Regions from separate parts of the Homo sapiens genome. Here region 2 is linked to region 1. The links are chromatin contacts, found by Hi-C in ENCODE. All regions are on one chromosome and are shown on one strand. The core of a region is the stretch at or near the end of the contact, and the rest is flanking DNA. Distances in the headings are between cores, read along the strand shown.

What was found. A loop is a pair of places that touch in the nucleus more often than their neighbours do.
Region 2: a map of K562 shows a loop between it and region 1 (2.5-fold over the local background). The contact joins two enhancer-like sites. A Hi-C loop is called at or near these places in 3 of 168 maps with a recorded cell type or tissue (K562, ovary and transverse colon).

What each region holds. Positions count from the first base shown.
Region 1 is chr14:96,103,218-96,106,177 of GRCh38, reverse strand. No RefSeq gene overlaps it. Among named protein-coding and RNA genes, the nearest start is that of C14orf132, 65 kb to the right of the region's middle. Within about 2 kb of position 1,422, at least 10 of the 41 ENCODE cell types and tissues checked have a DNase peak (open chromatin) inside an H3K27ac peak, as active enhancers do.
Region 2 is chr14:96,444,509-96,447,468 of GRCh38, reverse strand. AK7 (adenylate kinase 7) reads right to left here. Exons shown (of 18, transcript NM_152327.5): 8 at 862-952. Among named protein-coding and RNA genes, the nearest start is that of AK7, 54 kb to the right of the region's middle. Within about 2 kb of position 1,473, at least 2 of the 41 ENCODE cell types and tissues checked have a DNase peak (open chromatin) inside an H3K27ac peak, as active enhancers do.

The DNA.
Region 1 (2,960 bases), core at 173-2,672:
TCCGAGGTGAGTCCTGGTGGCCCCGCCTAGAGCTCCAGGGAGGACTACCCCGCACATGGCCCTGGCATCTCACAGGAGGATGGGAAGAGGAACTTTGAAGGCCATGGTCATTGCCATGGACACGAAGCTTACTCTGCTTGCACAGAGTAAGCGGGGGGGCGGGGGGATAGGCTTCAGTAATTTGGGGGAGGGGTGTCTGAGGTGGGGGCAGCTCCCTTTTGGAGGATCAAAGTGCATGCGCTCCAGCCTCCTCCTCTGTGCTCCAGAGCCTTGCCCAGGTCTCAGAGGGGAGGGCGGGTTTCTCAGCTGCTCTGGTTTATATCCACACACAGATGGGGCCTTGTGTGAAGTCTCAGTACAGACGGTTTCTGGGGCAAGGCTCTGTCTAAGAGATCTGAAAAACGGGAGCCTGAAGTCCCAGGAGCTCCCGGTGCGTCCCCGCTGCTCGTTGCTCTCCAGCCCATTAGACTCACCTACCAGCCAGATCAGGCCATTCCTCACCGCACAGCTAAATGCCAAGCAGCCTGTCTTCTGCCTGGAGCGCATTTTCTGTAACATCAGTCACATTGTGGGCTAGGAGTCCGAAGGACACAGGTGACTTGGGGATTCTCCTCCTGCCTTTCTTTCTTTCTTCCTTCCTCCCCTCCATCCTCCAAACATGATATTTTGAGGTGCAGTGATAAGCCAGGCAGTGTGGCAGGCACTGAGGATTTCAGGGACCTGAGTCAAGTAGAAGGGTCCCTGCCCTCCTGGAGCTTACGATCTAGTTGGGGACAAATATGTAGCTGGAAGGTAGTGAAGGCCTATGAGAAAGACACAGGAGCAGTGACCCCAACAAAGTGGGTTGGTCCGGGCCCCAGGGCAGGGCGAGCCATGGCAAACCAGAGGAAGAAGATGCTGGGTGGGGGGTCAGCATGGGGCGGGCCCTGAGACCAGGCAGAATCTAAAGAGAACAAGGCCGTCCTGTACTGGGGAGCAGGATCAAGTACCATGGGGCAGGCTCTCTCCACACTGACAGCTGAGTAGGGTGACCAACCCTCTCAGATTGCCCAGGACCTAAGGGCTTCCCTGGACACGGGGCTTTCAGTGCTAAAACCAGGAAAGTCCTGGGCAAACAGGGATGAGTTGGTCACCCTGGGGCTGGGTCACTGGGCGAAGCCTCCCAGAGGAGAGACGAGCTGTAGCTGGGCCCGGAATGTGGTGCGGGCTGAAGCAGCCCAGGGAAAGGCTGTGGGCGGGGTGACTGCATCCCTGCCTGGTTTATTACTGCAGGGAATGATCTGGCCAGCTGGCCACCCACTACCAGCCCGAGATGAACTTTTGCTTTCACCGCTGGCTGCACTCGAAACCAATGACGCAAGCCGAGGCATGTAAATAATGACTTCACGGCCACCTGGCCTGCCTCCCGTGGTTGGGCAAGTCTGGAAGGGGCCGAGGATGCAATGACTGTAATCTCCACCATATGGTCTCCTTCCCTTCCTCACGTGGTCAGAGGTCACTCCTCGTTTCCCCCAGGAGGTTCCTGGGGCCGGAAAGAGGCAGGAGGTGGATAGGGGCAGAGGTTCGGAAGCCCCAGTATTGACCGAGTGGCAGTGGCTCCCACTTACTGAGCTCCAAGCTGTGCCCCAGGGACCGGATGCTTAGAGGCCTCATCTCAGTTCATCCCTACAGTGATCCTCTAGGGGAGGTGCTTGTGGTAGAGTTTCCTACATCTGCTGTCACCAATGACTGCAAATTTAGTGCTTAAAACAACATCAATTTAGTACCTTATAGTTCTGATACTAGAAGTCCAAAATTAGTCTCACTAGGCTAAAGTCAAGGTGTTGGTGGGGCTGGGTCTTTCTGGAGGCTCCAGGGGAAAATCTGTTTCCTTGCCTTTTCTGGCTTGGAAAGGCAGCCTACACCCCCGGGCTTGTGGCCCCTTCCTTGCGTTACTCCAACCTCTGGCTTCCTTTGTCACATTCTGAGAGCTCACTCTGACCCCCTGCTCCCTCTCATGGGGACCCTTGTGATGACATTGGGCCCACCTGGATAATGCAGGATGGTCTCCCATCTCAAGATCCTGACTTAGTCACATCTTCAGAGTCCCTTTTGCCATCTAAGGAAACATATTCATGGGTTCAAGGGGTATCTTTGGAGGGCCTTCATCAGCCTAGCACAGTGCTACTCTTGCTCCCATTTTACTGATGAGGAAACTGAGGCTCAGATAATGTGTGTCTCTTGCCCAAGGTCAGAGCCAGGATGGATATCCAGCCCAGCCCCTGGAGGGCAACCACATTAGCTCATATGCCTCATGGGTTCTTTTATGAAAACTAAGAGGAGGTGTTTGTCCTCTGGGCACAGGTGGCCCACACTGGGTACACAGCTTGGTGAGTGGCACAATCTGCACGTCAGCCCCTGGATGCCCCTGGGCCAGATGCCTCTGTGTAGTGACAACCTGTCACTGTGCAGCCATATGTGGCTTCCAAGGCTGCTTCCGTCTGTCTCTGTTAACCCAAGGGCTAATGATAAGTGACCTACTTGGGGTAAAGATGGGATGATAGGACAAATGATTGTGGGGCTGCCTTCTCTGTGCCAGCTGTGTACCGAACTGCTTCCTCCTAAGCTCCGTAGGGGCAGCTGCCCCCAAAGATGACAAAAGGGAAGGTGAAGAAGTGAGACTTTCCTGCTGGACTAGCCAGGTGACCTTGCCTGGTCTTTAGGAAGGGCTAATTCTCAGAATTACCTTCTCTGGTGAGGTTGGCAAACGTTTTCTATAGAGGGCCAGACAGTAATTATTTTTTACTTTGCTGGCTATATGGCCTCTGTTGCAACGACTCAGCTCCTATTGCAGTACTTAAACAGCTATGGACAAGGACTAAACTCATGGGTGTAGCTGTGTTTCCAATAAAACTTTATTTATAAAAACAGGCAGTGGGCCAGACTTGGCCTCTCCTTAGTGCACTTTCCTCTCTCTTGCC
Region 2 (2,960 bases), core at 224-2,723, 340 kb before region 1:
GTGGTGCACGCCTGTGTTCCCAGCTACTTGGAAAACTGAGGCAGGAGGCTCTCTTGAGCCCAGGATGTCAAGGGTGCAGTGAGCTATGATCACACCACGGCACTCCAGCCTGGGCGAAAGAGCGAGACTCTGTATCAAAAAAATAAGTAAATAAACAAATAAATAATATTAAAAATAGAACTCCTGGAATTGGCCAGTAGGTTGGTGAACCTGATCATATCAATACTTTGGGGCAAGTGCCTATTGGCGGATTTTCGTATTCTGGTGTGTCATCTGCGTGTGTGTCTGGGGTGCAATGATCGCCATCTTCTTAACCTGAGCCCTACAGCAGTCTTTCTTATTTCCCTCTGTACATATAAAAGAGAAAGGCTATTTTGGTAGTAACCTCAAAGTATATACTGCAAATGCAGATAGTGAGTTTGGGTTTTACGGATATTCTTCTTAGGAGTCCCAGTTTTGTTAGCACAACTGATTGGGGGCAAAACTTTTTAATTTATTTTTATTTTAATTTTTTATTTTTTATTTTTTGGAGATGGAGTCTTGTTCAGCCGCCCAGGCTGGAGTGCAGTGGCACAATCTTGGCTCACTGCAACCACCGTCTCCTGGGTTCAAGCGATTCTCCTGTCTCAGCCTCCCGAGTAGCTGAGATTACAGGCACCCGCCATTATGCCCGGCTAATTTTTGTATTTTAGTAGAGATGGGGTTTCATCATGTTGGTCAGGCTGGTCTTGAGCTCCTGACCTCAGGTGATCCACCCGCCTCGGACTCCCAAAATGCTAGGATTACAGGCATGAGCCACCGCGCCCAGCCAGCAAAACTATTTACGATATGTCATCAAAGTATGGGATGAAACCACTGTACCTTGACTATGTCTTCCAGGGTATGAACAGACTCATCCACAGCAACCAGGTAGTGAGGCTTTGGCACGTGATCTATGACGTTTTGTATCACTCTGCAGACCCACAGGTAAAATAATCATCAAAGGGAAAAAGCGAAAGAGATGCAGTAAACTAGAATTCACTGACCACCACCCCCATGGCTGGGCGTGGGGTTTGGTGCTTTGATAAGTTATCTCCATTTTCAATACGGTCAGGGTTGGGATGGTTATCTGCATTCTCCACATGAGGAAGATGCTAAAGGGTTCGGTGACATTTCTCAGGCTGAAGAGCTATTGCGAAAGTGGAAGAGCCAGCTTTTGAGGTCAGATGCATCTGGTTCTGGACCTGTCTTCTTTCTAGCATACTGCCCTGTCTCCCAACAAGGGGAACTGCCCCCAGCAGGACCGGCCCCCAGCAGGACCCCAGTTTATGAAGCCCTCCCCATCTAGGGGCTCGTGTGAGCCTCACAACAATGCTTTAGGGAGGTATTTTACAAAGTAAGACACAGATTTAGACAAGCTGTGGCTCTTTAAGGAAGTCACGCAGCAACAGTGCCTGAGCCTGCTTTCCTATCCCAGTTGCCAAGGTTTCCGAGCGCTTGCTTCTGTGCTGAGGGTGGCACAGGTGTGATCCCACTAAATTTTCACAGCCCTAGCATGTAGGTGCTGCTCCTATCCCCGTAAGTAACTTCCCTAAATTCACACAGCTAGTGAGAAGCAGAGCAGGGATTGGAACAAAAATTAAATTCCAGAGAGAAACAACAGTGAATAGATGTCTATCACAATGGCTTGTCAATTCTACCTCCATCTTAGCTTCCTTTCAATAAAATGAAAATAAATCGAATGCACGCTTCCAAATGTGCAGTTCACATTTATTTTGTATTCATTTCTTTTTTTCTATATTTATTTATTTATTCACTCATTTATTTATTTATTTTGAGTCTCGCTCTGTTGCCCAGGCTGGCAGGCAGTGGTGTTATCACGGTTCACTGCAGCCTCAAACTCCCAGGGTCAAGTGATCCTCCCGCCTCCACCTCCCGGGTAGCTGGGACTGCAGGCATGAGCCACCAAACCCGACTAATTTTTGTATTTTTTGTAGAGACAGGGTTTCACTATGTTGTCCAGCCTGGTCCCGAACTCCTCGGCTCAGGCGAACCTCCCACCTTGGCCTCCCACAGTGTTGGGATTACAGGCATGAGCCACTGCACCTAGCCTATTTTCTACCCATTTCTCAGAACATTTCAGCTTTTTGCTTTTTCCTCTGTTAAATATTTGACAATCTTCAAAGAAACCTCTGGGGAAAAAATGCTACTTAAAAGGGTCTGTCAAAAGACAAAATTATAACAAATCTAGTTAAAGATTTCAATGGACTTTATTTGTGATTCTAGAATCAGGCAACATTTCATTCCATAAAATAGAACAAGTGTGTCAGTGAAATGAGCAGAGGCGGGTAGTTTGATAGGCAGAAAGGGCTGCAGAAAGCAGAAACAAAGAACAAAAAGCACATTGGTCATTTCAAAGTTAGTTTCCTTGTAAGGCAGGGACAAGGAGAACAACATAAAGATAACTAATGGGGCTGGGCGTGGTGGCTCACGCCTGTAATCCCAGCACTTTGGAAGGCTGAGGCGGATGGATCACCTGAGATCAGGAGTTCGAGACCAGCCTGACCAACATGGTGAAACCCTGTCTCTACTAAAAATACAAAAAATAGCCAGGCGTGGTGGCCGGCGCCTGTAGTCCCAGCTACTTGGGAGGCTGAGGCAGGAGAATCGCTTGAACCCAGGAGGCGGAGGTTGCAGTGAGCCAAGGTTGTGGCACCGCACTCCAGCCTGGGTGACAGAGCGAGACTCCATCTCAAAAGGAAAAAAAAAAAAAGGAAAGATAACCGATAGGTTAGTACCAGGTTACTTTAGGCTACTTTTTGCCATAAGGATTAAAACACAGAGAGCTTTATTATCATGCCTATTGAAGACTGAAACTGGCTTGTTTGGGAAATTAGCTGTTGTTGCTCTCTTTGGCTTTCTCGAAAGGTCAGGTAACAGCTTAGTTTCAGTTTGGTGACTGGAACTTTGGCATGGGTGAC